Linked DNA regions of Homo sapiens: region 1 is linked to region 2. A link is a loop called in an ENCODE intact Hi-C map of the cell type or tissue named here. Cell type or tissue: breast epithelium. All regions are shown on one strand. Each heading gives the region's core, and the rest is flanking DNA. Links, peaks and the distances in the headings are about the cores only. Region 1 overlaps LRIG3-DT (LRIG3 divergent transcript). Region 2 has its middle 64 kb from the start of LRIG3.

What was found. Hi-C counts contacts between places; a loop is a spot of excess contacts. Peaks named below come from ENCODE experiments on the same cell type or tissue, not always from the same donor. Only the 100,000 strongest peaks of a DNase experiment are listed, where the experiment ranks them.
Region 1: it touches region 2 in a loop (10-fold over the local background); 1 of 110 quality-filtered maps calls a loop at or near these places.

What each region holds. Positions count from the first base shown.
Region 1 is chr12:58,954,264-58,970,826 of GRCh38, forward strand. All of the region lies in intron 2 of LRIG3-DT (LRIG3 divergent transcript), which reads left to right. Among named protein-coding and RNA genes, the nearest start is that of LRIG3-DT, 42 kb to the left of the region's middle. RefSeq lists enhancers at 11,496-11,665, 13,586-16,474. In breast epithelium, for the core only: no CTCF peak of the experiment used is centred there; no DNase peak of the experiment used is centred there.
Region 2 is chr12:58,847,877-58,864,439 of GRCh38, forward strand. No RefSeq gene overlaps it. Among named protein-coding and RNA genes, the nearest start is that of LRIG3, 64 kb to the right of the region's middle. RefSeq lists an enhancer at 12,401-12,924. In breast epithelium, for the core only: no CTCF peak of the experiment used is centred there; a DNase peak (open chromatin) is centred at 7,924.

The DNA of each region.
Region 1 (16,563 bases), core at 5,770-10,769, 110 kb after region 2:
ATTCCATGATAATTTTTCAATTATTTTCTGTGGCAATAATCCTACGTATTTAGTTTGGGTTGATTCCATTTCATTTTGGAACTGGAAGTTCATTTGTATATCATGGACCTTTTTTGTTTCATTTGAATGATATAAATTTTTTGATGACAGAGTACAACTAAACAAAACAAACCTATAGCCATTGCCGACTCTGTTATATTTAAGGGTATTTCTTCAAAATCAAGACATAAATAAAGTGCATCAACAAATAGGAATGGGTTGGTCTGACTTTAACAATTATGTGGGCAGGAGTAGGCTTAAATTATAGCTCAGCAGTTGGGGAAACCCTTCTTATTCTAAGAAGCTGAAGTCAGTGACTTGGAAATAACATCAGTGTGTTAAGAGTTCAGTGTGTGACACGTGTTACTTATTTGCTGTGGACATCACTATAGTGCATACACTTTGGCATTTTGAGGATTGAAAATTGTCATAGTGATTGTTTTTCATGTTTGTATTAGGTGATTTTCTTTTTCATTGATTTTAAAAGCCTACTATGCATCTTGTTCTAAATTTTTAAAAAACAGAAAAAACTTAAATAGAAACACTGCCATATTAAACTTACCATGTAGAGGTAACTACTGTAAACATTTGGGTCTTCTTCCCTCCTGGATTTAAAATATATTAATAATAATAGTAATACCAATAATAATAAAAACAAAACAATAACATAATACCAGCTAACATTTATTGAGAACTATGAACCAGACACTTCTCTGTGTGATTTATATACATTTCTTCATTTGATTCTAACAAAATATTATGGGGTAGGTAATATTACCATTCCAATATTACAGGGGACTAAGACACAGAGAGGTTAAATAACTTGGCCAAAGGTACACAGAGTAAAGTGTGGAGTGTTTGAGTGTAAATTCAAGCAGTCTGAACTGTTACTTTCTGCTGCCACAAATATATGCTCATTTATATTTGATTTAAATTATACGTTAGAAACAATGTAATATTCTGCGTTTTTAAAAACTTATTTTCATAAAGATTTCTCATGTTAATAATTCTTTATAAATGTAAAGTCATCTAATTTTTCATTATATAGCTGTACCCTATTATATATAATTATTCCCTTTAAGTCAGGCATTTAGATTGTTTATAGGTATTTAATATAAATAATGCTATGATGAACTATTTTTATATAAATCATAGCTTATCTGATAATTTTCTTTCTTTCTTTTTTTTTTTTTTTTTTTTTGAGACAAAGTCTTCCTCTATCACCAGGCTGGAGTGCAGTGGCATGATCTTGGCTGACTGTAACCTCCGCCTCCTGGGTTCAAGCCATTCTCCTGGCTCAGCCTCCCGAGTAGCTGGGATTACAGGCGCCCACCACCACACCCAGCTAATTTTTGTATTTTTAGTAGAGATGGGGTTTCACCATGTTGGTCAGGATGGTCTCTATCTCCTAACCTCGTGATCCGCCTGCCTTGGCCTCCCAAAGTGCTGGGATTACAGGCGTGAGCCACCGTGCCTGGCATCTGATAATTTTCTTAGGATAGATGTCTAGAAGTAGAATTATTGCCTGCTATGAAGACATTTTAATGTCACACTTTTCTAAATTATTATGACTACAAGGCCATTTGGAAAAAAATACCCCACATCTACACATAAACTTCAAATCTTCCTTAAAATTTAATTAATGGGACTACTTACATTTTAGAAGCTTTTATGATGTGATGAGAGAAGGCAGCAGGCTAAGCAACGGGGAGACCATTCTCTAAGTCAAGCCTGACCTTTGCTCATTAACAGGCCACTGCCTTATCTTTGTATGAAACTCCTGGAGTTAATCCATACACAGAGTACCCATTGGTTTTGAATATGCTGTGTTCTCAGAGCAGCTTTTTAGGGGAACACAGCAAGAACAGAAATTAGGCCAAAGATTGCAGAGCATGTGCAGATGCTTAAAAGGCACAGCACAAAATGTTGTTTTTAATCACAATTCTTACAGACTTCTTTGTAACAAAAAAAAGAGCATAAAATAAAATTCTGTCCCAAAGGAGCAGTTAGCATGAATATAGGAATTCCAAGGTACATTATGAAATAAAGACAGAACGAGGCCTTGGGAAACATCTTTATTGTTGAAGCGGAAGTACCAGTGATTTGAATACTTCTTCAATCAGTACCAGTGATTTGAGTGTCCCTAAAGTGCTACTGGTGGTGGTAGAACTCAGTTCCCCAAAATATTTTTGCTTCTATTAGTAACCCACCTGCTTTTCTCTATTTTCTTGTTTAGTTCTTCACTTCTGTCTTTCATCCTGGCCTTATCATTCCCACCCCCCAAAAACCATTTATTTGGCTTTATCTTAGTTTACATATGTATATGTATATGCACACACACACACGTGCATGTATGTGTGCATGCATATGCATGTAAATATTTTTAAAAATATGTACGGTCTTCATTAGCCAATAGTCCTGGCCCTTAAGTGAAAATATAAATCATTATGCAATGTCCCCTCTTTATTCTTTGTCTTCACTTGGTGTTTTCATGCTGTCCCCTGTTCCAGGCAGATTTTTCCACCTGGGACCAAATTTGTCATGGCTATTTTCTGAAAAATGATGGCTAACTAATCGAGTGAGCAAACTCATGCTAAATGAAAGGGTATGTTCCTGGCTCTAGTAAACTGAAAAATGAAAGCAAGAGGCTTAAATACAAAGTGATTATAATGAGAATACATAAATTTCTAATAGCATTTAGGATTGTCTAGGAGATTAAGTTTCTGCAGTTATACCTTTCCTTAAATAACATACAAATGCCCCTTTCTCAATGCTCCCTCAGGGAAGGTAAAACTATGTATAATGTTACCTATTATATAGGATCTATTGGTTCTTTATTCAGAGGCTTAGGTTTAAATTCTTGACTTTCAAGGAACACTATAGAAAAAACTCCCCCTTGGTGACTCTCTAAATACCAAACAACTGTGGCTCCCAAATTTGGCTGCACATCTGAGTCCCCTGGAGAGATTTATAAAAATGCAATGAGGCCTGGGAATTTACATTTTTTCAAAAGCTCCCCAGTTGATTTTGCTGCTCAGCCAGGTTTGAGGACTGCTGTTAAAGTGGCTGCTTGGACATTAGCTAAGTCATTTTCTGTGCCTTCAGTGGATGTTCAGTAGGTGGCTAACAGTTATTGAGCATGTACATTGTGCCAATCACCATGACATTTTACAGCCAAGGAAATTTGTTTAGGTTTGTGAGTGGCAGAAACGGCGTTGAAGTGTCCAACCCTCATTTTTATGATGCTTCTCAACAAAACGTTGATTTAATTACCAAAAAAGGTAAGGGACAGGCTGAAGTTAAAAACTCACTCATTAACTCTCACATCTTAGTCAATCGGTTTCTTCATCATAAAATGGAAGTAATATCTTTTTAAGATACTTTTTTTTTTTTTTTTGAGACAGAGTCTCGCTGTATCGCTCAGGCTGGAGTGCAGTGGTGTGATCTCGGATCGCTGCAACCTCCACCTCCCGGGTTCAAGTGATTCTCCTGCCTCAGCCTCCCTAGTAGCTGGGACTACAGGTGCATGCCACAATACCTGGCTAATTTTTGTATGTTTAGTAGAGATGGGGTTTTGCCATGTTGGCCAGGCTGGTCTCGAACTCCTGGCCTCATGTGATCCACCTGCCTTGGCCTCCCAAAGTGCAGGAATTACTGGAGTGAGCCACCGCATCTAGCCAAGATACTTTTTACTTTATTATGAAATAATTTTATACTTAGAGAAGAGTTACAAAGCTAGTACAGAGAGTTTCTATATACGCTTCACCCAGCTTCCTCTAATGTTAATTTCTCATGTAATTTATATCTAATATAAACATTTTACATAACCATAGTATATTTATCAAAATAAGAAATTAACATTTGGGCTTCCCCAGTTTTTATACTATCTGAGTTCATTCAGGTTGCTATGAAAAATACCTTACACCTGTTAATTTATAGATAACAGAAACTTATTGCTCACAGTTCTGAAGGCTGGGCAGTCCAAGATCAATCCAAGATCAAAACACTGGCAGCTCTTTTGTAGAGTATCCTTCATTTTGAGTTTGTCTGATATATTCTTATTATTACATTGATGTTATGAATTTTGAGATATACCCCAGAAGTGATATATTTGTGTTGCATTGTACTGGGGCCTTTGTAAGATTTTTGACAAAAAATACATGTATTCTCTCATTAGATATATTTAAGTAACAGATAGATGACTATTTGCAATGCTGAATGAATCTCTGTGCTGTGTGGGGCTGGATCTTCAAGACCCCTTTCAACTCTAAAAGTCTAAAACTAATAATTGAGCATTGCAAATAAAAAGTCACATATGAAAGATGAATATGAAATTTGAGTAGAGCTAAAAGACTAGAGAATTAATTTTCCAAATAGTGATCCCTACTTTAAAGAGTATTAGGGTTTTCCTACCTGGGGGCTGAACTCAGAATGTGTTCTCTGCTTTGTACTGGGGGCTTTTCCCAATGTGGAATTGGGAATGTGGAATCCCAATGTGGAATTGACCTTCAGTCAATTTCCCCTTATTATAGCCCCTGAAGTGGCATCTGTAAATGCATGTTTGCTATGGGTAATTGAAGCTACTAGGTTTCTCTTGTGGTTTTCCTCTGTGTTACTAAAGATTAAATTGATGTGTAGTTGAGTAGCAAGCCATCTAATTTGAAAGATAGAAATGACCTGACTCTAACTATGAGTGTAGTTTGGATATGTTAAGTAACCTTTTTGTCTTAATTTTTCCAGCTGTGAAGCATAATTCCTACTGAAATATATTGACTTCTACAAGTATTGGACTAAAAACATATCTCCAGAAATATAACACCTACCCCTGGGAAAGTCTGATGTAACATGGTTAACCTAGAAGAGTTAATGCTGTGTGTCAACATATGCCTTGTAAAGGTGCTACATTATATAATTGTAAAAATGAAAACACTAAACAAAAGAGTTTATTTGAAATCTACTAAAGTCCCTCTGGTGAAAAGGAGGCACGATTTTAACACTGTAAATGCTATGTTGGCATGTCAGCTGTATATCTTGGAAAGACCACAGTGCTATGGAAAATGGTCTCAGAAATTAGAATGCCTGATTTAGCCAAAAGGCTTCAGCCACCTGCCAGATATATGACCCCCTAACAAATCATCTAATTGCACCACTTGGCTTCTTCATCTGTTACAGTAGACAATCAGACATGAATTCTAAGATTCCACCTCCTAAAATCTATAATTCTTTGATTTTTTTCAAGACCTCAGCCTACATATCCGTAAAGTGATTGATTCTGTCTTGCTAATACTGTTCATAAATACATATTTCTGATATTCCTTTGACCATTCAGAAAATGCTTGGCTACCCATTTTTTCCAGCCTGAAAAAGCAACTTAAAAAATGGTTAATCATTTGTTTGAAAAAATTGATACTTTTTTGTTATATATAAAATGACCTCTTCAATCTCAACAGAGAATATGGGATCTGGTCATGTTTGAAATAGAAAATGATGTCATAAGTAAATACGTATAAAATTTAATGATTAAACTATCTGCTCTAGATGTTCCAAGTTATTTTATTGGCATGAAAACTGTAAAGTGTTTGGAAAACAGTTTCATTGTGACAGGTATAATCAACACATTTTCTATAGTTGCAGACCTGTTCACAAACAATGTTAAAAGAAAAATAAAGTGACATAATGTCTGGGAAAGAATTCCCTAATAGAAACAGACCCAAGTCCATGGTTTGTGGTTTTGCAAGTATATAATTCCTTCTGGGAGGCCTTCTGGACAGATTTGTATCTATCCTAAAAGGAGTATCTATGTTTAACTGCACAAAGGTGATATCTCTTCTGTGTGGTCTGGTCCCTTCTGTTATCCTTGCTGATCTAAGAGAAAGAAGCATGTTACCCTATCAAACTCCAAACTACACTTTATGAACATCTACTTCCTTCTGTAACCTTTGCCAGCTCTAGCTAACCCTTAAAGGTTCAGGACAAAATACCTTTTGAGGGTCTTTAATGTCAGCTTCAGTCAATTTCTCATCATGCTGAAAGGCAAATGGAGCTTTGTGATAGGCCAAATGTGTCATGAATAAGCAAACATACCAATTCATGTTGAATTCTAGTGTGGGATCATTCCCATTTAAGAGTTATTTGTTTTTAAAAATAATGGGGAATCAAACTCTTCAATTATGATTTTTTGTAATAGTTTTAATGGTTTACAATAGACCACCTTCAAATAAATATATCAGCTGCTTTGGTGATCAGTTTCAAAATCAGAATATTCAAATTTACATAGAAAATGGCAAAATCAAACACACTTTTCAACAATGCCTATAAAACTTGTCATTACACTATAAATATGAATATCACACTCAATCTCAGTTGTGTAGTAAATGTTTAACAGCTAGCTCTCTGGGGGAAAACCTTTGATATTTGTAGTGTTTGCCCATGTTCATGGTGTAAATAATCTCATTATGGCCAATTTCAAGCAACCCAAGTTATTGAATATGGAATTGGGAAGAAATGTGTACAGTCAGCTCTAGTACACCACTGATCATACCCATTAGATGAATGAAGAAAGATGAAAACCATTTGGCAGAGTCATAGACGGCAAAAGGCCTGTTTCCCAGGTTCAGTCCTGCAAGCCCAGCAATTTCAGACGTAATTGCCTACTTCACAACATTAAGAATATGTTTCTGGTCAGGTGCAGTGGTTCGAGTCTGTAATCCGAGCTACTCAGGAGGCAGGGGTGGGAGGAAGGCTTGAGATCAGTAGTTCGAGACCAGCCTGGGCAATGTGGTGAGACTTTCTAAAAAAATTAATTAATTAAAAAAATAGTAATTTTCTGTACAAAAGTAGATTAAAACCAAATGTAATTTCTTTTTGATAATACTTTTTACCACTATTTAAAAAATGAATTCTTAAGAATTGAGTAATTTTCATTCAAAATTACATGTGTAAGAGATTCCTCTACATGAAATTAGAGAGTACTCTTAGGCTGTTCAGCCATACAAAGCAGACAAATAAGTGAATAGTGAGTGTCCTGTTGCTCAGCCACTGAATAAAGACAGCCCTGGAGATCTTAGCTGTCGCAGCTTCCTATAACTTTGAAGAAAAGAAATTTGAGAGCTAGGACTTTGCTCCCATGGGCTGTGCAACGCGATCTGGTTGCACCCTTTTGCCATGTCATAGAAAAGTCAAATCCTCTTCCTTACTTTTGGGTCCTAATTAAGCCTTATTTTAAAAGAACAGCTAAAATTACAATTCTGACATTTGACAGGAAAGACTCTGAAGATAAACTTGGCAAATGGTTACTTAAAGTTCTTAGCTAATGAAAGTATTTATTTGTTTTATGGTGTTTGCTGTAATCAGAACACATATACGTTCACACCTCTTTTGAATGCTTGTATTCATTAAATGTCTGCTTAAAATACCTCTTCCTCAGGCTAAGGACTTCCCTCTGCCCCATTTCTGGAGGGAATGTTCATTTAAATGTTACCTTCATAAATCTTTTAAAAATAAATATTTTACATATTTAAGATACACAACATGACATTATCAGATACATATATAGTAAAATGATTACTACGATGAAACCAATTAACATATTCATCATGCCATCTAGCTACTCACCCACCCCACATCCCCCCACCCTCGCCCCCATGACAAGAGCAGCTATAATCTCCTGAACACTTTTTCTGTTTCTCTTCTTTCTCTCCCTTTCTTCTTTCCTGCTGCCCTCTCTCCCCACTCCCCCCAGCTCTTTTCATGAAGAATGTGAAGAAATAAACCCGGAAATTGAAACACAAATACAGGAAATTCCAGGGTAAGCTTCATATGGGAGAGTTAATATGGTCATCAGGATGTTGCATTTTAGACTCTTCTGATGTATTGACTATACTAGTATAAGGTAACCAGATGTCCTACGTTAGGCAAGACGGTGTCTGAGATTTCAGCTTGTTTTCTCTTGACAATATTTCTCCTCAAATGCTGCTACTAAAGCCACCCTGTTTACTGGCTTATTTTGATTATAGAAATGCTGAAAGCCTCCCTGACAATCCTACTTGTCTTCTGGGGTCCTGGGAAGTGGGCATTTGACCGCATGTTCTCACTTATAGGTGGGAGCTAAACAATGACTACACGTGGTATTAAGGTGGAAAGAATAGACACTGGGGATTCCAGAAGGTGAAAGTGAGGGAAGGAGGCCAGGCTAAAAACTATCTAGTGGGTACTATGTTCATTATTTGGGTTCACTAGAAGCCCAACCCCCAATATCATCCAACATACCCATGTGACAAACCTGCACATGTACCCTCTGAATCTTAAGAATAAAAGAGAAAGAGAGAGGACACACAGATTTCCATTAAATATTTCAACTTTTCTGTGTGGCTGAAATTTTTCATTCAAATTAAAAAATAATAGGAAGAAAAAGAAAGTGGATATTTGATCTGAGATGAGCTACGATAGTACTCAAAAGGCAGCAGCAGAGAACTCAATCATTCACTAGCTGGACCAGTCATTGCCATCTAGCAGAGAACAAGTCCGTAGCCAAGGGCCTTCCTTTCTAGTGGCAGAGGTAAAGAAAGGTGCTTTGCTTGAGCATCATGAGGATTCTTTGCTTTACCAAACTTTAGTCAGGTTCCTGGACCTTCTCCTAGGCCCATCTGTGCACCTCCTTGTAAAATCCAGTTTTAGAAAGTCCCTGCTAAGTTTGTTTAGTCGGGATCCCCCATCCTTTGTATCAGATCATTCTTTATTTTATTTTATTTTATTTTATTTTATTTTATTTTATTTTATTTTATTTATTTATTTATTTTTTGAGATGGAGTCACCCAGGCTGGAGTGCAGTGGTGTGATCTCAGCTCACTGTGACCTCCACCTTCTGGGAGTCAGGCGATTCTCCTGCCTCAGCCTCCCGAGTAGCTGGGACTACAAGCACGCACAATCATGCCCAGCTAATTTTTTTTTTTTTTTTTTTGAGACGGAGTCTGGCTCTGTCACCCAGGCTGGAGTGCAGTGGCACAATCTCGGCTCATTGCAAGCTCCGCCTCCTGGGTTCACGCCATTCTCCTGCCTCAGCCTCCCGAGTAGCTGGGAGTACAGGTGCCCGCCACTACGCCCAGCTAATTTTTTGTATTTTTATTAGAGACGGGGTTTCACCGTGTTAGCCAGGATAGTCTTGATCTCCTGACCTTGTGATCCACCCGCCTCGGCCTCCCAAAGTGCTGGGATTACAGGTGTGAGCCACCGTGCCCGGCCTTTTTTTTTTTTTTTTTAGTAGTGACGGGCAGGCTGGTCTCGAACTCCTGACCTCAAGTGATCCGCCTGCCTCGGCCTCTCAAAGTATTGGGATTACAGGCATGGGCCACTACACCTCGCCAATATCAGATCATTCTTGATATCTTATCAGGTTCTTCCTTCTCCACCACTCCCCAAGTGATGTCTGATCTCCCTGGTCTTCAGCAAGAATCCATTTAGGATGGTTTAGTAAGAAACTCCAATACCCACAATGTTTCCTTTATCCACTGACCCTCACCCTGCTCCTTGGCTATAAAGTCCCACTTGCCCATGCTGTATTTGGAATTTAATCTAGTTTTGTACTGAGGTCTCTTTTCACCTATTACAATAGTCCTGCAAAAATTTGGTTTTACTGTTTTAACTGCTGTCCAGCTATAGTTTTTCTTTGAACCAGCATTGATGCAAGCAGCACCTGGAGACAGGAGAAGAGGGAGGCTAGTAAGAAGGAAGTAATTATCTTAAGGATCAGTGAAGTAGTAAAAGCCGAAGGCTACCTGGACACACTTGACATTTCCCCTGCCCTATTGTTCTCAGAAAATTCTGTCTCTAGCTTCATTTCCTGGTCTTACTTTCACCCCCACTTTAAATTATATCTATCTATCTATCTATCTATCTATCTATCTATCTATCTATCTATCTATCTATATATGTACTTATATATATATATATGTGTGTGTGTATTTTGTTGCTTTTTTTTGAGATGAAGTCTTTCTCTGTTGCCCAGGCTGGAGTGCAGTGGCACGATCTCGGCTCACTGCAACCTCCGCCTCCCGGGTTCAAGCAATTCTCCTGCCTCAGCCTCCCGGGTAGCTGGGATTACAGGTGCCTGCCACCACGCCTGGCTAATTTTTGTATTTTTAGTAGAGACAGGGTTTCACCATGTTGGCCAGGCTGGTCTCGAACTCCTGACCTCAGGTGTTCCACCCACCTGGGCCTCCCAAAGTGCTGAGATTACGGGTGTGAGCCACCACACCTGGCCTGTATTTTTTTATTTTTATTTTTATTTTTTGAGATGAAATGTCTTCTGTGGCCCAGGCTGGAGTGCAGTGGCACTCCAGTAACATCAGTAGGGATAGCATCAGGTTCAGGAGGCTGAGAAAGAGACTCAGATCCAGCAAACAGGACATGGGGTCTTATTGAAGGAAACTTACACATAGAGCTGGTCCAGTGGCAGTGAGCTGTACAGGAGAACTGCAACCACTTGCAAGAAGCATGTGGTTTATATGACATTTCACTTAGCACCCTCTCCCTAACAACCTCCACCTGGCAGCCTTCATTTAACCCAAAACAAAGGGGCTTGATTCCTCGAGTGGCCCGTGTTCCAAGGGAACAGGCCAGAAACTCAGGTGTTCTTCATAGATAAGGAATGAATCTTGGTGTTGGCTACTCCTAGGTTCCACAGTTTGGAATTCTGAACGTATATACATTCAGGTGCATCTACCAAACAGGGTCATTCTCAGGATTTGATTAAGATTTTGCTATCGGGTATGTCTACTATACATGATCATAGCTTACTGCAGCCTCTAACTCCTGGGGTCAACAGATCTTCCTGCCTCAGCCTCCCTAGTAGCTGGGACAACAGGCAGGTGCCACCACACTCAGCTGATTAAAATTTTTTGTTGTTGTTTGTTTTGTTTTAGAAGTAGAGTCTCACTATGTTGCCCAAACTGGTCTTGAACTCATGGCATCAAGCAATCCTCCTGCTTCAGTCTCCTAAGTAGCTAGGATTACAGTCTCCAACCACTGTACCGGGCATCCACGCACCTCTATAAAAATTCGTTTACTTTTGTTGCTCAAGATAATACTTATTTGTGAATCCAGTGGGCATTTATTCCTCGAATTTCCACAACCAGGGGAAAAGCCTATCAACTTGACTTGATTGATTCTCTGTTATCTGACAATGCCCATTTCCTGATTTTACACATCAGATGGATTTCTTAACCCAGAGCATTATCAACCTATCAGTGAAGATGCATCCCACATCTGTGCTGAGTCTCTATATTTGAAATCACATCTGAAATTTATGTTGATTTTCTGCTAGTGATGAAATCCTACATTTAAATTTGTGCCACCCCATAGTTATATAAGTAAATAGAGTCTGGTCAGAGTATGTGGAGTATCCAAGCCTTCCATGAGCTGATCCACTCATGTTTCTAGTCTGACCTTCTGTCATTCATTACCTGCCACACCCAAACCTGAGCTCCTAGCATGCGCACAGTTGAATCATCAGGCACACTTTGCAGCTTCCTATTTGTCTGTCTCCGTACAGGCTTTTCCTTCTGGCTGGAATGGACTCCTCTCGACTTCCCTTTTCTCACCTCTGCTTGAAATATGTGCACCTTTTCATAATGGTAAGACAAATAAAATAAATTCAGTTTGAAGTTTTAACAAGGAAAAAGAAATCTGAAATGTAAAGGCCAATAATAATCTGCATCTGCCCCAACATGGTGTTTGGAATTTTTCAACCATGATAAAGAATGATCTAAGCAAGGGTGTTTTTACACCATTCTTCTAATGTTCTTTATTTCTTACTGGTGTCAAGACCTCACTGATGTGAGACAACCATGACAATGATGCGGAGGGTCTGATTCCATATATATGTACAAATAGCAAAATCTCAGCAGTCCTGAGCTTTTCTAACGTATGTATATGTTGACATATAATACAATATGTCATCTATGTTATATATAAATGTGAAAGAAAATTGTTTTAAAAATAGTTTTTTAATTTTCCAGGGCAAATACTCCTCTTCCAAAATATAACTTCTGTAAGACAGAAATGAACAATAGGAGCCAAGAGTAATATATTTCATTCATTTATTATTCATTCAAAAACTATTTTTGAGTGCCGGCTATCTGACAGACACTGTACTAAGGAAGTAGCATTGAACAAGCAGTGCCTTTATAGATCAATAGTTTTGTAGAGGAAAGTGGAAAATAATAAGCATAATAATAATACTTAACAATATAACAACAGCAATAAGATTACATTGTAATCAGTAGTATGATAAAGGAGTCAGAGTTATGCCCAGCATACGTAAGGCTATCTAACAGGGCAAAGATGGAGGCTTTGACTAGAAAAATAAAGTTTTTTTTTTTTTCTTTGAAAGCTTTCAAACAGCAGAACATGATCAAATTTGCATTTCGTAAGATCACCTTGAAGGGAATAAATTGGTTAGGCATGAAGTCACATACGATGAAAATAGAACTGTCCCCAGAAGTTTGGTAGGGGTCGTCTAGAAGTTCAAATACTTCTAAGCAGAGTGAAAGCATATCGGGTAGCTCTGGCAATACATTTCAGGAGGGAATATGCACGTGCAGGTCCATATTTGGAAGTAAAGGACGCAGGATGGCCTTGTCAAGGCCTTACTAAACCAAGGTCCTGGAGGGACTTGTGTTCATTGCTAGGCAGGTAGGATGGAGGAGGCTGACCTCACTGGGTGCAAAGTAGTCGGGTGTTAGGAGTTCCCGAATGCTCTCCTCCCTGCCACCAGTGTGCCTCTCCTGCACTCCATGTTTTGATTTGTGATCATTTTAGACCATGACTCAGCACATATGACTCTCTTCTCTCATAGGAGACTTTGCCTTCTGTTTGCTGCTTGGCCTCACAACTTCCCATTCTCTGAGCAGATGTACAAGCCATTTGCCAGTCATAGAAATTTCCCTTTCTAAAATCAATACAACTTTCAAAATGAAGCTGTGGGTTTATTAAGATAATTGCAAATGGTAACATATCTGAGAGAAAATCTTAATAGAAAGTTATTTAGAATACAAGTCAGAAAAAATCAATGTGTTTATTGAGGTAGACATTAGTCTAGACATTAAATACCATTAACAAAATAGTCTCACCTGTTATTTCCACCTAAACTCTATTTTCAAATTTAGGCATGCCTTTTAAACTCTTCCTTATGTTGTCATTGAACCTGGTTAGATGCTGTTATGGTTAGGCTTTGTGTCCCTACTCGAATCTCATCTTGAATTGTAATCCCCAGGTACTGAGGGAGAGACCAGGTGGGAGATGATTGATAATGGGGGCGGTTTCCCCTATGCTGTTCTTGTGATAGAGAGTGAATTCTCATGAGATCTGATGGTTTTATAAATGGTAGTTTTTTCTGTGCTGACACATGCTCTCCCTGGCCTGCCGCCATGTAAGACGCACCTCTTCCCCTTCCGTGCCTCTTCATACTTCATGCATGACCAGAAAGCTGTTGCATGACATCATGCCTCATCCTCTGTATACAGATAGTGGACAAATAATATAAAGGGAGCAAAAAGCCACTTCTTTCCAGGAATATTCTAGTCCTTCAAATTGAAAGTGATGATCAAATGAAATGAGTTACTTCTAGTCTTTAAATGGAACAGAATTTAGACATTATGAAATTTAACTCTAGATGTTAAGGCAGACTTTGGATTCATCATGGAGAATATACCAAATGCTTAAAAGATTCTTACTTTGCTTATAGCTTTGGATGATCTTTGATACTGAGAATCACAAAGAATTATACTCTAAGTAATCACAGATGTACTGTGAGAGAATGGTTTCTTATACACACTGATACAGTTAGATTTGACTTTTAATTTTTCTTTTGGTACAATATATACCATAGTAATGTAATCAGATTCTAAACTCTAATTTTACTTGCTAAGTTTCCATATTTATTTTGTTGATAACTGATGCATGATTTATGAACATGTGTGCTTTTCTATTATGTGTTCATATTTCACTTCCTTAGAGTTTTACTGTTATTTCCTACAGTAAAGGAGCTACTTTTTTTTAAAAAAACTAAATTATATTTCATATATTTAGGATAGTTTATTTCCTTTGATACTCATTTATAATTAATGAAGCAAAGTTTAAAATTTTTAATAGGATAACGTTTGAAATTAATAGTGTTTTGAAAAGTAGAGATGTAAAAATCCTTGGCAAGAGTTTTTATCTCATATAGACTGAATGAATTATTAAAAGCGAACTTCTACCTAAATCTAAACCTTATTTTCTTCATTATATTGATTTTCTTGTTCCATGAAAACCTATCAAGTTTTCTAGAAAGTTTATGGTAATATTTTTGTGTTCTTTAGTCATAACTTATTTTCATGTAATACATGTAATATATAGGTTTTTGGGGATAATTTTCAGTAGTCTTTCTAGATTACAAAATGGATACCTATGGAAACATAAATGTATATAATTTTGAATATAAAACCATTTGTAGAATGTAATAGGAACACATTCAAAGCAAACCTGCATCACAATCTTTTGCAAAGTAGAGAATATTCATACCATGAATACTGACCATCTATTATATCTCTCTGGATTCTGCTACTTTATGATTTTCATAAACATGACTATTTTCCTTCATGTGAAGACTAAAGATAAAATGCCTCTCTCCCTGATCAAACTTCTTCACACTGTTCTCCAGTAGCATCTTTTCCCACTTCAACATCTGGTAAAGCAGCCTAAAGACAAGAAAGTATTTCCTGCAGGGAATGCAATTTTTGGCCTTCTTGGTAAGGAGGACTTCAAATGAAACCAGACCTGGCTATGAGCTACCCATCCATCTTAATATTGCCTGGACTGAATTCACTTGGGGTAATCCTTACTTTCATTTGCAAAGGAATTGTAATCTGCTGTACTTTATTTGTGGTTTTTGAGAATAGCTTTTCTGTCTTCTATACTCTTCCTTAATATTACTTCCTCTGAGCCAGCCTGTCTAGCCTGGTTCTGAGTATAAATAGCTCCAAGTGTGGAGCACTAATGCCCTGCTATTGCTGGGTTATGTGAAACCCTTTTTTTGTGTTGAACACAAGAAGCCCATGATTATTCCTACCACAGATTCTCACATTCTTAATCAGTTCCACCTGGCCAATAAACAGTAACGCCAGGACAGCTTCTCTTCTGTGTGGGTTTTCTACTTTATGGGTAATAAAACTGTCCTTGGTGTTATTTAGGAATCCCTTTGATGCCTACTAGTTTACTGTATTGATATTTCAGGGGTATTGGCAGTCGCTGGTGAGCCTTCATTACTGGCATCCCTGAACTGTGGCAATGAAGTAGTTTGGGTAAATAATGGCGGGGTGGGGAACACAGCTGGTAAAGCTTTTTTTTTTTTTTGTACTTACATGTATCAAGGAAAAATTTAGAAGTGGCCTTATGGAAACAAGCAAGGCTAAGAAATGGTTAGATTTCTTTCAAACCTACAGGAAGGAAGTAAGGAAAGAAAGAAAGAGAGAAAAAGGAGAGAGAAGATGCAATGTAATTTTTTGAACTTGTAAACACCTCACATTGTTTATTTGCAATGGTATTTTGTTAAAATCGTTACTAGATACCAAGCTCCTAGTCTGCAAGTTAAAAAGATGAAGCTGGGCTAATTCTCAGCTTCTTTGTATTGAATTAGCTAGTAAAAATGCTCTCTGCAGATGTTAGGGAAGAGAGGGTATTAAGGGCATTCTTTGTCATCACTTTTCTAGTTCCAAGTTTGAGTTCCATTTTCAGTACATGGTTTCAGTAACGTGTAAATGTTTCTTGAAAGGTGGCTTATATTTTTATTTTTATTATTAATGTTTTTTTTAACCAACCGGTGTAGGATATTTGAAATGGGAAAGACTACATGGTAATAGAAAATGAACTCATGTTAGATCAAAAGAAACAAATAACCGATGCATCCAAGAAAAGTAAATGCTTTGTGAACTTGAAGAGCTCTTGTTGGATGGCACTATTTATTTTGAACAAATTATTTTAACCACATTAACTGTTAAAATGGGGACTCCTTTGGGCTTTGAAACAGCTTTTGATATAGTGCCTTTCTTTGTATTAGTATTACTTATTCTTACCTTAATTAATTATTGCGGTCACTTCTTGAATGGAATAAATGCCATCAGCCTTGTCATTACTATCACCATCATATTTTTATCATAAACAATATTAACTGGCTACAGTGTAAAGAGTTTCGAGTGTGTTTTATAATATACAAGAGAGACCTCTCCTGTCAGTGCCTAGTGCCCAAATGTCGTTTATCAAATGTATGATTACTGTTGGCATCATTATGTATACTTTTAAAGATTCAAGTTTTTCTTTGAAAGTACTTTTCCCCCTGCTTTTAAAAAATATTTCTATAGGTTTTTAAAATGTTAATCAGGAGAGATAAAGCCATTTTGCAGATGGTGAAATAAACTACTTGAGATAGCACAGTACATTAATATGAGCAGAATGTGTATGTGGGTGTTCATGTGTGTGCATGTGTTTAAG
Region 2 (16,563 bases), core at 5,879-10,878:
GCTTTCCCTTTATCCCCCATTCAAATAAGGTAATCGGCTAGGCTTCTCTAACTGGAAGGGGAGTCTGCTAGAGTGCTTCCATCATTAGCCATTAAAATACAACGGAAAATTTAAGTCACCACATGCATGACATGCTGTGAAACAGGAAGGGGGCTGAAGTGGCTGTGGCGTGCCTCCATTAATTACTCCCATGGAACTGAGCACATGTCTAGCCAGGGTCTTTTACTATTTTCCAAATAATGAGTACTCTAATGGCTTCAGCTGGAGCAGCCCGTGCTCATTCCCATACTTGGCAGCCAGTGTTCTTTCCTTTCTTCCTTCCCTCTATTCTCCACACACACATTCTCCCCCCTTCCTCCCTCCCTTTTTTTTGGTCTAAATTTGATGAAGGTCTGGTTTTTACTTCCTGAAAGCTTAAGTGGTTGAATTAAATCCCAACTTACTTTGGTCAATCATCTAGGGAGCTCTTTAGGAATTGGGGAAACATTTTATTTATGACTCAGCTTTCCACCTGTGCTGACATGGCATGGAATTTACAGCTATTATTGAAAGCGTTATAACCAGCACCTCAGAAATTCCACATTCTCTTGAGCTGCATTATTATGGAACATTTGTCAGGCAGCCAATTGCTGTGTCAGCCCCTAATTGATTTATATTAGCATCTGTAGCAATGAAGTGGGGTGAGGGAGGGGGTGAACCTGGGCCCACTTTAGACTACCTAATTGCCCAGTTACCTGTGGACATGAGAGATTTGCAAAAGAATTGAACATATAGACCATATTTTTCTTTTTATTTTTATGCAATGTGTTTAACATTATACATGTTAATAAAGCCAGTATAAACTTTTATTACTCTGTGAAAAGTCCAGTGAGCTTAGCTTCTCCTTGCCATTATCACTTAACTATAAAAAACACCTGGCTCTAAAAGGTGGGCTTCATTTTTCCCTTGAGGGGGCATAAAAAAAAAACTTCACAATTTTTTCTTCTCACAACCTTATTTACACAAAAAAAGTAGTTAGCTTTAATAGTTCTTTTTTACATTTAGGCCTCACTCCTCCTGCATTAGAAATATACATTACTCATTTAGAAACACCTGGTCTGAGGTTGAGTCCAAGTGGAAGGAGCCTGAAGAAATCGGCAAAAGGGAGGTCATGGTGAGAATGCACAAGAGACGCATTCACTATAATTTTGGTTCTTGGTACAAATGGTTATATGCAAGAGTTCCCAAATAGTAGTGAAACTCCTAGAATGTCTTGGCAAACATGATTTTACCTGTTGGCATCTTTGGTGAACACCGTGATCCCTGCCACTTCCTAATGTATTATATCTGGCCTTGCCAGATGGCTGCCAGTCAGAACCACTCACTTCTTCTGGCTTCTGGACACTGTCTCTGCTACTCTTTGGGACCACATTGAGATAGTGGTAGAGATGAGCAGGAATCTATCCCTTCATCTTATTAATCTTTGCCTCCTTAAAAGCCTGCCTTTCCTTCCCCTACAGAATATGACAGTACATTTCTATGCATAAATACTCAATGAACCTTTGTTAAATTATCTATAGCCAACTCCACTCTGTAGCAATTCCATAAAAACTCCTAGAAAATGAAGTCTTTAGAGATCATTTTCTCATTTTTCTTGGTCTCTATGTTGAAATGCAGCGACAGTGTTCTAGAGAGCAGGTTACGTTACCTATTCTGAAGAGCCTCTGGAAGCTACAAAGCGAAGCTTTATTCGAATAAAGCTTCTCTTTGTAACCAACTTTCGGTGCTCTTTCTTCAGTAGAGGCTCATTGCTGACCCCAAGAACAGTTAAGGGACTTGCCCTAGGATCATTCAAAAAATACCAGCTCAACCACAATAAGAACATGGGAATCCAGCTTCCCCTGTGGGATCCTGGGTGCTTACACCCATTCTTTACAGAGCACTGTACAGTTTTCTGAGTGCTTTGGTATGTCATTTCCCTTGATCTCCACAACTTTCCCATGACAAAGACTATACTTTTTTCAATAACCACATTTCGTAAGTGAGGAAATAAAAAATAATTTCCAGAAGCACTCAAAGTATAGTTTCAAGTTAGACCCAACTCTTTGATCTCTAATGTATGATCATAAGTATAGCTTTTCCTTTAAATCTATAATATCAGAGTGAGATAAGTGAGGTAAGTGTAGGAGTAGGTCTCATTGTTCCAGAACAAATATAGTATTTGCTCTAGATTTTCACGGGCAAAAATAAAACCATGTTTCCTATTTGCCCCATGTTACTCAATAATAAGAGTAAAAAAAAAAGAATGTTAGTAGCTATCTTTATTTAATCTGGGTGCTGGGAATCATGCACTCTTGCATTACATATAACAGTCATAGTAACCCTGAAAAGTAGGTGTTATTTCCAATTTACACATAAAATAGAGGCTTAGAAATATTAATAATTCATATATTAAGTATGGAGTTAGAGTAGAGATTGGAGTCTAGATATGTCTGACTCCTAAATCTGGGATCTCGTTATTAAACTACTGTGCCACATTAAGTTATAAACATTTGTTTTGTTTGTGTAACATTCTCAGTGCTTGTTTCACAGTAATTAAAAAGCATTGATGAGGTCTGATATAATCATTTTTTATATCAGAAAGTTTCTCCCTTATTCTCATCCTCTTGACATATTTTCTCTTCATTCAATAGTAAATACCCAGACATTTCTAAAAATATGGCCTCCCTGAAAATAAACTCAATTGTAAATATTAAAACATAAAATAGATTTAGTTCATATATTTCTTTCCAACTATCCCCTCAGAAAGTCATTGAGCCTTCTTGATTGTGAAAAGGTAGATACATAATTTGACTGCTTTTACCAATAGGTATCTAACTGGTCACAAAGTAGTAACTTAATCATACAACACATCATTAGACTTAGCTTGTCATTAATCTTTACAATATGGTCAAGAGGAGTCCAGAGTTTATGAGCCATCTCGTTGTATTCTTAGAAAGCATTGCATTGGTGGGCAGGCATGATTAGTTACATCTGGCTACAGAGCGAAGACCTAATGTCTAAAGAAAATGATATTACAGTTCACAAGCTCAAACACAATTACATAATTGAGGATTAGGAACTACAGCTTCCAGTTCCACACAAAATATCTATCATGACCTAACCTCTTAAATAGGCTTTAGTTTCACTTACTTGTAAAACATCCGAGATGCTGTGGTTGGTTCTCAATTAGCCAAGATGACCACATATTTTAAGAATGATTTTCATTGACTCCATCTTCCAAGTCTATAAACTGAGTCATGTTTTTCCCCACCCTAAGTGTAACTTTATTTAATCCTGCCCTCCTTCAAGGTACAAACTCATCTTTCAACCTCCCTTCATTGACACACTCCTTGGTAACAGTTTACACTTGTCTTCACCTCAAAACCACTATTCAACTCACCTAGGTTCTACCACCACTGCTCTTCTGATATTGATTTGACAGAGTCATAAGAATGCTCAAAACTAAAGACCATTCTTGGCATGCCTTCTATTGGAGTTTTCCACAGAATTGACATAGAAAGAACATGTAGGTACATTCCTAGGTTCAGGCCCTGAAATTCTCTGTTTCTCTGTCTCCTTCTCTCTGTTTCATCAGTAATTTTTAATTGTCTACCAGATCTCTCTAACTGGCATATAAATATGCTGGGCTTTTACTTATCATCTTATAAAACAAAACCAAACAAACCTCTTTTTACCTAGTTTTTCTTTTGCAGTGACTGTTCTATTTCTTGTTCCTCTGATAGTAGAATTGAAAGGATTGTTTATTTTTTTATCTATTTTTTTCCCCTCCCACTCTCTCTTGAACCCATTGTAATCAAGCCTTGCACCCATGAATCCATCGAAACAGTGACTATCATGGTCACAAATGATCTCCACATTATTAAGTTTACTGATAAATTGTCAGTCCTCATCTTGTTAGCCGACTTGATATGGTCAGTATATTAGTCTGTTTTCATGCTGCTATAAGTGTTACCAGGGGTTCCTTGCTCCCAGAGCTACCAAGAAGGTGGCAGGCTGCATCCAAGATGGTGGCAAGCCTTGTGTTCTCTGACCTGGGGTTATTGGCCTCACGGATTCCAAGGAATGGAATCTTGGGCCATGCAGTGAGTGTTATAGCTCTATTAGAAGCTGTGGGTCACGGAAGAGAACCATGGAACCCAGTGACTAGTGTTCAGCTCGATTAGGATGAACCCGGGCACATAGCTGTGCAGGAACAATGGCAAGCCTTTAGCCCAATCCGGAGCAGCAATGGGTGCCTCACTGGATCAGGAGCACAGCGGACACCCTGCTGGATCTGGAGGGATGGAAGTCAATGGCGGGTCTGCAATGGCAGCAAACAGCAGTGGTGGGCGGCGAGCGAAAGATGAGCTCGAGCCATAATAAACATGGACCAAAAGAGAGTGCAGTTGCAAGATTTAATAGAGTGAAAACAGAGCTCCCATACAAAGGGAGGGGACCAAAGAGGGTAGCTGTTGCTGGCTCGAATGCCTGGGTTTATATCCCGATCATTGTCCCTCCCGCTGTGCTCTCAGGTGATAGATGATTGGCTATTTCTTTACCTCCTGTTTTTGCCTAATTAGCATTTTAGTGAGCTTTTCTTATTACCTGATTGGTTGGATGTGAGCTAAGTTGCAAGCCCCGTGTTTCAAGGTGGATGTGGTCACCTTCCCAGCTAGTCTTAGGGATTCTTAGTCAGCCTAGGAAATCCAGCTAGTCCTGTCTCTCAGTATCCCCTCTCAACAGGAAAAACCAACGGCTGTTGGGGAGTTTGGCCAACGACCACTTTAACTGCCTCCTGCTGAATCGGGGCATAGTAGGGGTTGTGCAGTTGAGATTTCCTTGGGAGGGGTGCCTTCAATGTCATTAACATTGGAGCATGGGCTAGCAGGCCAGTCCAGGGGTCCACAGTAGATTTTAGTCATGGACTGCATCTGCGGCTCCATTTGAAGAACTATTTGTAGTTTTACAGCTTTGATTCTGGAAGAGACAAACTTAACAAGGAGGGTAAAGATACAGGGATTGAAATGTATGGCCTGCAGTGCACGGGATTATTTCTTTGGCACACTTCACAGGCCCTGACTATCTGCTTGATAGTTTCAAAAAGGCCTGGTCCAGTAAATAATGATTTGGCCATCTGATGGGTGCTATCAATGCCTAAGTGAAAGGTTTGGTGAAGGGTTTTAAGTAATTTCCATTGGTTAGCTGCAGGCAGAAGTATTTTTTCTTCTTCAGTGGCTAGCCATCTTGAGGGGAGGAAACTATGTTCTCATGAGGTTCCCCATTCTATTTCTTCTGCTGAGTACTGGGGGTTGGTTTCCCAGAGGGGATTACCCCATACTAGGTGTCTTTCTATAAGCATTTCTAATGGAGGGTCCTGCCTTGAGGCTCTTTTGGCTTCAATATCCGCTTGGCAGTTCCCTTCTATTTCCCTTTCCTTTCCTTTCGGATGACCCCAGCAGTGTAAGACTGCCACCTCTTCAGGTTTCTGTACAACCAATAATAATCTCCTAATGGCTTCCTGATGTTTGATAGGTGTTCCCTCGGAAGTTAGGAATTCCCTTTCTCTCCATATTGATGCATGGGCATGGAGGACTAGGTAAGCATACTTAGAGCCTGTATTTATATTTACCCTTTTTCCTTCTCCGAATTCTAGTGCCCAAGTGAGGGCTACCAGTTCTGCCAGCTGAGTGCTAGTTCCTGGAGTGAAGGGATTACTTTCAAGTATTCCATTATCACTGACCACTGCATATCCCGCTTTTTGAAGTCCTTTTTGTACAAAGGAACTTCCATCAGTATACAAGTTGAGGTCGGGATCAGTCAAGGGAACCTCTAAAAGGTCCCCTCGAGTGGCGTAGGTTTGAGCAATTACTTGTTGACAGTTATGTTCTATCTTTTCTTCATTGTCTGGAAGAAATGTGGCTGGGTTAAGAGTTGCACAAGTGCGCAGTTGCAGCACTGGCCCTTCAAGTAATAGAACCTGATATTTAAGTAAATGGTTATCTGACAGCCACAAGTCTCCTTTAGCAGTGAGTATGCTGTTCACATCATGAGACGTCCACACAGTAAGATCTCTTCCCTGTATCATTTTAACTGCTTCAGATACTAAGACTGCTACTGCCGCCACTACCCATAAACAATGAGGCCAACCCTTTGCAACAACATCAATTTCCTTACTCAGGTATGCCACGGGTTACAAGCTCATCCCTCGGACCTGTGTAAGGACTCCTAGAGCTATTCCTGTTTTTTTTCTGTGACATAAAGAAAAGTCATGCCCCGTTGGCAAGCTTAACACTGGGGCTTAGGTTAGGGCCTTCTTTAGGGTCTGGAAAGCTGCTTCTGCTTCAGGTGTCCATCTTACTAAATGGGTATTGGCTTTCCGAGTCTCCTTAATTAGTGTATATAATGGTCTGGCTATTTTGCCGTACCTGGGAATCCATATTCGGCAGAAACCTGTTATGCCAAGGAACGCTCTTAGTTGCTTTAGGGTTTTGGGATGAGGATAAGCCAGTATAGGCTGGATACATTCCTCACTGGGGGCCCTGGTGCCTTTGGGTAATTTTAGCCCTAAGTATTTAACCTGCTGTGAGCAGAGTTGAGCCTTTGGTTTGGAAACCTTGTAACCACAGGTAGTGAGGAAATTTAAGAGTGCTTGGGTGGCTTGATGGCACAAGGTTTCTGAACAGGCAGCTAAAAGTAAATCATCCACATGCCAAAGGACAAGAGTGTCCAGGTATGAGAGCTGGCTCAAGTCTTGGGTTGATGCCTGGCCAAATAGATGGGGGCCATTCCTGAACGCTAGGGGTAAAACAGTCCAGGTGAGTTGAGATGTTGAGTTTGAAGGATCTTCAAAGGCAAACAAGAATTGAGAGTCAGGATGTACAGGGATGAAGAAAAGGGCATCCTTAAGGTCCAGGAGTATAAACCACTCTGCTTTCTCTGGTATTTGGGAAAGCAGAGTGTAAGGGTTAGGTACAGCTGGGTATAGAGGAACAACAGCCTCATTGATAATCCTGAGATCTTGCACTAACCTCCACTGTCCGTTGGGTTTCTATACTCCTAAAATTGGAGTATTGCAGGGTCTATTGCATGGTTTTACTAGGCCTTGGGCTTTTAGGTCCTTAACAATATTTTGGAGTCCTTGTTGGGCCTCGGGTCTAAGGGGTACTGCTTTTGGTAGGGAAAGGAGGTGGAATCCTTTAGTTTAACTTGAACAGGATGGGCATTCTTTGCTCATCCATATTGTCCTTCTGTTGCCCAGACTTCAGGATTAATTCCTTCCTCAAGCAGGGGACAACAAACAGGTGTTCCTTCTCCTATGTTCAGGTGTATAACGGCCCCTGCTTTGGCTAGGATGTCTCTCCCTAACAAGGGAGTGGGGCTTTCAGGCATAATTAGAAAAGCATGTGAAAAGAGTAAAGTTCCCCAGTCACAACTTAGTGGCTGGGAGAAGTATCTAGTGACTGGCTGTCCTAGGACCCCTCGGATAATGACAGATCTGGAGGACAGTTGTCCAGGACAGGAGAGTAAGACTGAGAAGGCTACGCCAGTGTCCAGGAGACAGTTAACCTCCTGGCCCTCAATGGCCAAGCATACTGGAGGCTCTGTGAGGGTGCTGGCATGGGCTGGCACTTGCCCTGGGCACCCTCAGTCCTGCTGCTGGATTATCTGGTTAGTGGCTTCTGACTCAGAGGACCTTCATCCCCTGGGTCAGTGGGCCTTCCAGTGATTCCCTTGGCATAAGGGGCATGGACGAGGGGGTGGCTTATTTCTACTTGGACAATCTTTTTTAAAGTGTCCTTGTAGACCACACTGGAAGCAAGCCCTATTAGGCATTCAATTTTCCCAGCTTTTCCCTTTTCCAGAGGCTCCAAAGTCCGCTTGCCTGAGGGCCATGACTAAAGCGGTGGCCTTTTTTGTATCCTGTTTGTCCCGTTCCACTTGCTCCTCCTGATCTCTATTATAAAAAACCGAGGTTGCCAAGTTCAATAGGGTTTCTAAGTTTTGCTCCAGGCCTAAGGCAGACTTTTGAAGTTTTTTTTTCTAATGTCTGCAGCTGACTGAGTGATAAACTTATCTTTTAAGATTAGTTGGCCTTCAATAGAGTCAGGTGACAGGGAGGTATGCTTCCTCAATGCCTCCCTTAGTCTCTCCAGAAAGGCAGTAGGATTTTCTTCCTTTCCCTGTTATAGTGGACATCATTGAATAATTCATAGGTTTCTTCCTAGTTTTCCTTAAGTCCTTCTGGCACGCAAGTTACCAAATATCTGCGACACCAATCTCCATGTTCTGATTCTGTGTCCCAGTGGGGGTCTACACTGGGAACTGCCTGCTGGCCTGTGGGGAATCGTTCTCTTTCCTCTGTTGTCATCCTATCATTGACCTGAGTGAGATACCAGAGATCGCCAAACTCTCAGGCTGCAGTTATGGCGGCACTTCTCTCATTTGGGGTTAGTGTCTGATTTAGCAGTAACATTATATCTCTCCATGTCAGATCAAAGGATTATCCTAACCCTTGTAAAACATCAATATAGCCATCAGGGTTATCTGAGAATTTACCAAGGTCTATTTTAATTTGCTTTAATCTGAGAGAGAAAAAGGTACATGCACTCTGGCTGGGCCGAATTATCCTCCTCCCACTGCTTGGAGGGGGCATAATCGGGGAATATTGGCACTCTTTGGTTCCTTGTTTACCCCTTTGTCTATCTCCTTTTGGACAGTTTGGGTTAAAGGGGGGTCCTTATTAGTTGGGGAAGGAGTCGGGGGCATGCTGGGGTAGGGAGGTAGACTCTGAGGGCTTCCTGTAAGGCATAAATCACACTTTTTACATAATTGCGAATTGTCTTTTAATGAAAAGAAAGTTTGTATGTATGGCATTCCACTCCATTTGCCTTTTTTTCTACAAAAGAGGTCTAGCTGTAAGATGGTGTTATACTTTATACTTCCCCCAGGAGGCCAGGTTTCTCCCTCTTGAAGAGGATATCATGGCCAGGTGGTTCTGCAGAAGAATATAAGTCATTTCTTTCTTAGCGTCTGAGGGTCAAACTTGTCTCAATTCTCCAGAATACATCTTAGGGGCGTTTTTGCCTTGGGGGGAACATTTCCCTTCTGGAAAAAGAACATAGGGATGCCAGCACCCCTAGTCATTTCCCGTAGAGCATTAGTCCTAGAGTGTCCTCTATGGTACTAATGCTTATTCCTTTCCAGGGTGCACAACCATGGACTTCTGCTTATCAGATTAGTTAAGCTCACTGATGCAGCAGTCCTGCACTCCTTTTCCCGCCTTTCTTGACCACAAAGAAAGGGGTCTGGGCTGCTGAATTCTAGTGGTCCTTTACCAGGGTGCCCAACATTGCTTTTGTGCTCAGGGGTGAGTCCTAGAGCTGGGCTGGGTTCCTGAGTATTTCATAACAACCCAGCTGCCCCATCAAGATGAACTCCCATAAACAGTTCTTATGCAAATTCATTTCAGAGAGGGTGTAGGTAACCTTTTGAGTCAGGATTGAGTAGTCTTTTTTGATTGTGTAAGTACTTTAAGGCTTGGCTGAGTGCAAACAGCTCACACGTTTGAGGAGACCAATTATTAGGCAATTTTTCTAACTCTGCTTCCACAAGAGTCTCCCTATCAATTACTGAATACTCATTGTGGTTTTTTCCTCAATCACCTGGGAGGAATCATCTATCATCCTGTCCTGAAGGGAATTCCTCCTAGGTCTTTTTGGACTTTTATATGGTAATTAAGATTTAAATCCCCTGTTAGGAAATCTGCTGGGTTAAGGGAATTATCAGTGGTTGGTGTTAAATTACCTTTTTTTAACAGGATAGCCCCATACTTTAAGATTTTTGAGTTAGTATGCTACCTTTTTCTTTTTTGACTCAGGATAATTCTGAACTGGTGAGGTGTGCTCACAATGAGGTTTCCTCACAATGAGGTTTCCTCTAAAAGTTTCTTTTCTACTTTCTTCTGTTAGCAAAGCAGTTGCCGCTACAGATTGAATGCATCGGCGGGTTACAGGGTTAATGAAGGGTTTTTGATAGGAAAGCTACGGGTTGTCAGTGGTCTCAGTGTTTTCAGGCTACGCCCTTGTTTACACTGACAACAAGGTAGTATTGGAGTGTTATGGGGTCACGGAGAAGACCTTCAATTATCAATTATAGGTTTTAAATTTACCCTGGCTTTTAAAGGAATAGGGCACACTGATTTTTACTATTACTATCTTTCTCTTTCTCTTTGACTCCCTCTTTTTCTCTCTCTCTCCTCTGTCTCTTTCTCTCTCTCCTCTATCTCTCTCCTCCGTCTCTCCTCCGTCTCTCTCTCCTCCATCTCTCTCTCCTCTGTCTCTCTCTCTCTCTTCCCTCTCTCTCTCTTCCCTCTCTCTCTCCCTCTTCCCTCTCTCTCTCCTCTATCTCTCTCTCTCTCTCTCCCCTCTGTCTCTCTCTTAGCCATTTACAAACTTGAGGCCCTGGCAAGGGTGGTAGAGAACGGGTCCCACGTAACTGCCCATGTTGAGAGCTGTATACCTAAATCGGGAGGGACACCAGGGATAAGACTCCCTGGGTTTATTGTCTAGATGCCTAAGGATGCAGCCTAGAGCTTCCTTAGATCCCTTTGGAGATACAACTTGCTAGAGGAAATGAAGTCTGAACCATTAGTGCCTAGGAGGCAGGGATCAGAGGAAGTAGATTCGGCGGTAAGGAGAATTTTGGGGCTACACTTTCAAGAAAGTCCTGGTCAGGACCCAGGAGGTATGGGTCAAAAGGAAAGGTAGGGGTGCACACATGGGCGACTGTTAAGTAGAGACTTCTGGCTGTGCCATGATCTCAATGGGCTAATGCTGGGAGTTCGGGACAACAGGTTTCTGCCTCTAGTCAGCCCTCAGCTTCCCCAAGAAAATTGAAAGTGGAAGCTGGTTGTAGGCTCCCAACCCCAGATAGCCTCACACCTGAGTCTTAAGTCCGGTGGCCACACTAATCGTTTTTAACTGGCCGACAGGTGCTCGGTATTTTCCTCCAATTCTAAGGAAGGATAGGAAAGAATAGCAAGTGAAAGTGGTCCGATATTACTCACCATTTTGGAGGTCCCTTCGTGGTCGCCAAAATGTTACTGGGGGGTCCTTGCTTCCAGAGCTCCCAACATGGTGGCAGGCTGCTTCCAAGACGGTGGCAAGCCTTGTGTTCTCTGACCTGGGGTTCTTAGCCTCATGGATTCCAAGGAATGGAATCTTGGATCATGCGGTGAGTGTTATAGCTCTATTAGAAGCCGTGGGTCATGGAAGAGAACAGTGGAACCCAGTGACTAGTGTTCAGCTCGATTAGGATGAACCCGGGCACTTAGCTGTGCAGGAACAATGGCAAGCCTTTAGCCTGATCCGGAGCGGCAATGGGTGCCTCACTGGATCAGGAGCACAGCGGACACCCTGCTGGATCTGGAGGGATGGAAGTCAACGGCGGGTCTCCGACGGCAGCAAACAGCAGTGGTGGGCGGCGAGTGAAAGCTCAGCTCGAGCCGTAACAAACACGGACCAAAAGAGAGTGCAGTTGCAAGATTTAATAGAGTGAAAACAGAGCTCCCATACAAAGGGAGGGGACCCAAAGAGGGTAACTTGCTGGCTCGAATGCCTGGGTTTATGTCCCGATCATTCTGCCTCCCGCTGTGCTCTCAGGCGATAGATGATTAGCTATTTCTTTACCTCCTGTTTTTGCCTAATTAGCACTTTAGTGAGCTTTTTTTAATTACCTGATTGGTCGAATGTGAGCTAAGTTGCAAGCCCCGTGTTTAAAGGTGGATGCAGTCACCTTCCCAGCTAGGCTTAGGGATTCTTAGTCGGCCTAGGAAATCCAGCTAGTCCTGTCTCTCATAAGGACATATCCAAGACTGGATAATTAGTAAAGGAAATTAGTTTAATTGACTCACAGTTCTGTAGGGCTGGGGAGGCCTCAGGAAGCTTAAATCATGGTGGAAGGGGAAGCAAACACGTCCTTCTTCATGTGGGGGACGGAAAAAGTGCCAAGCCAAGGTGGAAAAGCCCCTTATAAAACCATCAGATCTCATGAGAATTCACTATCACGAGAACAGCATGGGGATAACTGCCTGCATGATTCAATCACCTCCTATCATAGGTAATTGAATCATGTGTGTGATTCAATTCCGTGTGTCCCTCCCACAACACATGAGATTTATGGGAACCAAAATTCAAGATGAGATTTGAGTGGGGACACAGCCAAACCTGGACACTCCCAAATCTCATGCCCTCACATTTCAAAATCAATCATGCCTTTCCAATAGTCCTCCAAAGTCTTAGCTCATTTCAGCATTAACCCGAAAGTCCAAGTCCAAAGTCTTATCTGAGACAAGGCAAGTCCCTTCTACATAGGAGCCTGTAAAATCGAAAGCAAGTTAGTTACTTCCTAGATATAATGTAGGTACAGGCTTTGAGTAAATACACCCTTTCCAAATGGGATAAACTGGCCAAAACCAAGGGGCTACAGGCCCCAATCAAGTCCGAAATCCAATAGGGCAGTCATTAAACCTTAAAGCTCCAGAATGATCTGTTTTGACTCCATGTCTCATATCCAGGTCACACTGATGCAAGAGATAGGCTCCTGTGGCCTTGGGCAGCTCCGGCCCTGTGACTTTGCAGGGTACAGCCTCCCTCCTGGCTGCTTTCACAGATTGGCATTGAGTGTCTGCGGCTTTTGCAGGCACAGAGCGCAAGCTGTCAGTGGATCTACCATTCTGAGGATTGGAGGACAGTAGCTCTCTTCTCGCAGCTCCAGTAGGTGGTGCCCCAGGGGGAACTCTGTGTGGGGGCTCCGGCACCACATTTCCTTCTGCACTGCCCTAGCAGAGGTTCTCCATTAGGGTTGAACCCCTGCAGCAAACTTCTGTCTGCACTTCCAGGCATTTACACAGATCCTCTGAAATCTAGGGGGGAGTTCCCAAACCCGAATTCTTGACTTCTGTGTACCTGCAGGCCCAATACCATGTGTAAGTCATCAAGGCTGGGGGCTTGCACCCTCTGAAGCCACAGCCTGAGCTGTAAGTTGGCCCATTTTAGCCCCAGTTGGAGCAGCTGGGATGCAGGGCATCAAGTTCTGATGCTGCAGACAGCAGGGGGGCCTTGGACCCCCTAGGGGTCCCTCCTAGGCCTCCAGGGCCTGTGATGGGAGGGGCTGCCGTAAAGGTCTCTAACATGCCCTGGAGACATTTTCCCCATTGTCTCGGCAATTAGCCTTTGGCTCATTTCATATGCAAATTTCTGCGGGTATATTGAATTTCTCCCCAGAAAATGGGTTTTTCTTCTCTACTGCATTGTCAGTCTGCAAATTTTCCAAACTTTTATGCTCTGCTTCCTCTTGAATGCTTTGCTGCTTAGAAATTTCTTCTGCCAGAAACCCCAAATTATCTCTCTCAAGTTCAAAGTTCCAGAGATCACTAGGGCAGGGACAAAATTTTGCCAGTCTCCTTGCTAAAGAATAGCAAGAATCACCTTTATTCCAGTTCCCAGCAAGTTCCTCATCTCCATCTGAGACCACCTCAGCCTGGCCTTTATTGTCCATATCACTATCAGCACTTTGGTCAAAGCCATTCAACAAGTCTCTAGGAAGTTCCAAGCTTTCCTACATTTTCCTATCTTTTTCTGAGCCCTGCAGACTGCTCCAATGTCTGCCTGCGACCCAGTTCCAAAGTCACTTCCACATTTTCACGTACCCTTATAGCAGCACCTTCACTCCCAGTACCAACTTACTGTATTAGTCCATTCTCATGCTGCTGTAAAGGCATATTCAAGACTGGGTAATTTATAAAGGAAAGAGGTTTAATTGACTCATAGTTCCATAGGGCTGGGAGGCCTCAGGAAACTTACAATCATGGCAGAAGGAGAAGCAAACATTTTTCTTTACATGGCAAAAGGAACAAGTGCCAAGCAAAGGGGAAAAAGCCCCTTATAAAACTATCAGATCTCATGAGAACTCACTACCCCAAGAACAGCACAGGGGTAACTGCCCCCATGACAAAATTACCTCCCACTGGGTCCCTCCCACGATATGTAGAGATTATAGGAAGTACAATTTGAGATGAGATTTGGATGGGGACACAGCCAAACCATGTCCGTCAGTCATTCCCCTCTCCTTGATACTTTTTTCACTTGGCTTTCACTACCTTTGCTTCTTTTCCTCCTATGTAACTAGTGGCTCCTTCTCTATCAGCTTAGATGAATACTCCTCATCTTCCAGACCTGTTACTGTTGGAGAGGCCCAGAGCTCAGCTTGGACCTTGTCTGTTTTCTGTCTATGCCCACTCCCAAGGTGAACTAATTTGGTTCAAAGGCTTTAAATACCATCTCTATGCTAATGACTCCTGAGTTTATACATTCATCCTAGATTCATATTCAACTACTGCCAACCTGACAGTTCCATTGAGATGTCCCTCAGAATCCATACATCTATCCAAAGCTGAGCTTTTTTTTTTTTTTTTTTTTTTTGAGATGGAGTCTTGCTCTGTCGTGCCCAGGCTGGAGTGCAGCAGCACAATCTCAGCTCACTGCAACATCCGCCTCCCAGGTTCAAGAGATTCTCCCTCCTCAGTCTCCCAAGTAGCTGGGATTACAGGTGCCTGCAACCATGCCCAGCTAATTTTTTGTATTTTTAGCAGAGAAGCGGTTTCATCATATTGACCAGGCTGGTCTTGAACTCCCAGCCTCAGGTGATCTGCCTGCTTCGGCCTCCCAAAGTGTTGGGATTACAGGCGTGGGCCACAGCGCCCCACCAGCTGACCTTCTCTATGAACCTGATCCTTCCGCAAACTTCATCTGAGATTTGAAAACTCCATCTTTCATGTTACTGGAACCAAAAACCTTATGGTCATCTTTGAATCCACTTTTTATGTTATACCCTACAGCCAACCTATGGCTATATAAACAATAACCTCACTACCTTTACAGGTATAACTCTAGTCCAAGTTACTATCACATCTTGCCTGGATTATGAAATGGTTATAGTCTTCTTGCTTCCAGCCTTGCCCTCTTTAGTTTATCCTCAGCATAGCCATAAAATGAACCTGTTAACATGCCTTCCCTCTGACCAAAGTCGTTCAACTTCTATGCCTGTGCCATAGAGAAAAAGCCAGAGTCCTTGCATGTAAGGCCATTTTTAGGACCCCTGTGTTACCTCTCTGGCTTCATGTGTGACTCTTTTCTCTCTTGGCCAGCTGCTTCTAGCTACCTGCTCCTGCCCCAACACCACTTCACTGGCAGTTTGTCCGTTCTGTGTGGAGTGCTTTTCCTGCACATAACATGACTGGGTCCCTCACTTCTTTAGGACATAGCTCAAATGAGTGAATTTCCCCTATCTAAAATTTCAGCCCCCACCCCAAATACTAGTAAACTCATCTCCTCGCTTTTTCTTTCTAGCACTAGTCACTATGTAACATACTATATAGCATTTATTTTGCATAATCATCTATCCTTCTCTATAAGCTCAATGAGAATAGCATCTTTTGTCACTGTATCTTCTGCAGGTAAACACAAAAAATAAAAAGTGTTCAATGCATGTTTGTTGAATAAATAGTAGGCAATGAATACATTTTAAAACTCTTCGTTGCTCTTCATTTTTCTTTTACCTTTCTGAAAACTCTTTTCAGGTTTCCTTTCAATTCCACTTCATCTGTTTGTCCTGTATACTTTTGTATCTTATCTACACACTCAACAAACTCTCTTCATCTTGTAACCTCTCAGAACCTAGACTCTAACTTGCATGCAAGTGATTCTCGCCTCTTCAATCTCGACCATTTTCACATTATACCCACTTTCTAAGAGCCTATTGGAATTCTATTTTAGTTTTCTAATAAATCTTTCAAATTGTATAAAATAAAATGTATTATGTCCTCTCTCCAAACTTACCATGTTTCATATCTTGCTTAGTGACGTTAAACTCCATCTAATCACAAAAGCTAGAGCCACAGTCTCTTTCTCAGTTAGGAAATCCCTTTATGGCCAGAATAGCACTATGCTTTAATCTTCACCCAGCAAATATAAACATATATGCATGTGTATGTGTCACATATATGGTACATACACATGGCTACATATGAGACATAGAATTAGAGAACATATTTATGGACCACATTCAAGCAACAAAAAACAACAGAAACACACACAGCAGTGACAGAGACTAAAGTCAGTGCTCTATAAAGCTCTAAGTCAGAACACTGGCAGAGCCAAAAGCTTAATCAAGAGCCAAAAGTTCCCTTGGTGTTGCAGGAAATGGAGGCAGGCTCAAACTGGACACGGGAGCAGGGCTCTCCGCCTATGGAAACAGCAGTGACCACTGACTAGGACTAAGGTATATGTCAATCTGTGAACTTACAGTGCTTGAAGGAGGTAGTACTTGAGCCAATGCTGGCCAGCTCTATGACTATGACAGGTACCTACATCATCCCTAGCTTTTAATACAAAAGCTGGTTCTGGACTAAGAGTCCCGTGGTACCACAAGGCAATCATAAAACCACTAAAAAGGGAGAGTCAACACTAAAAGGAAGAAAAGGAA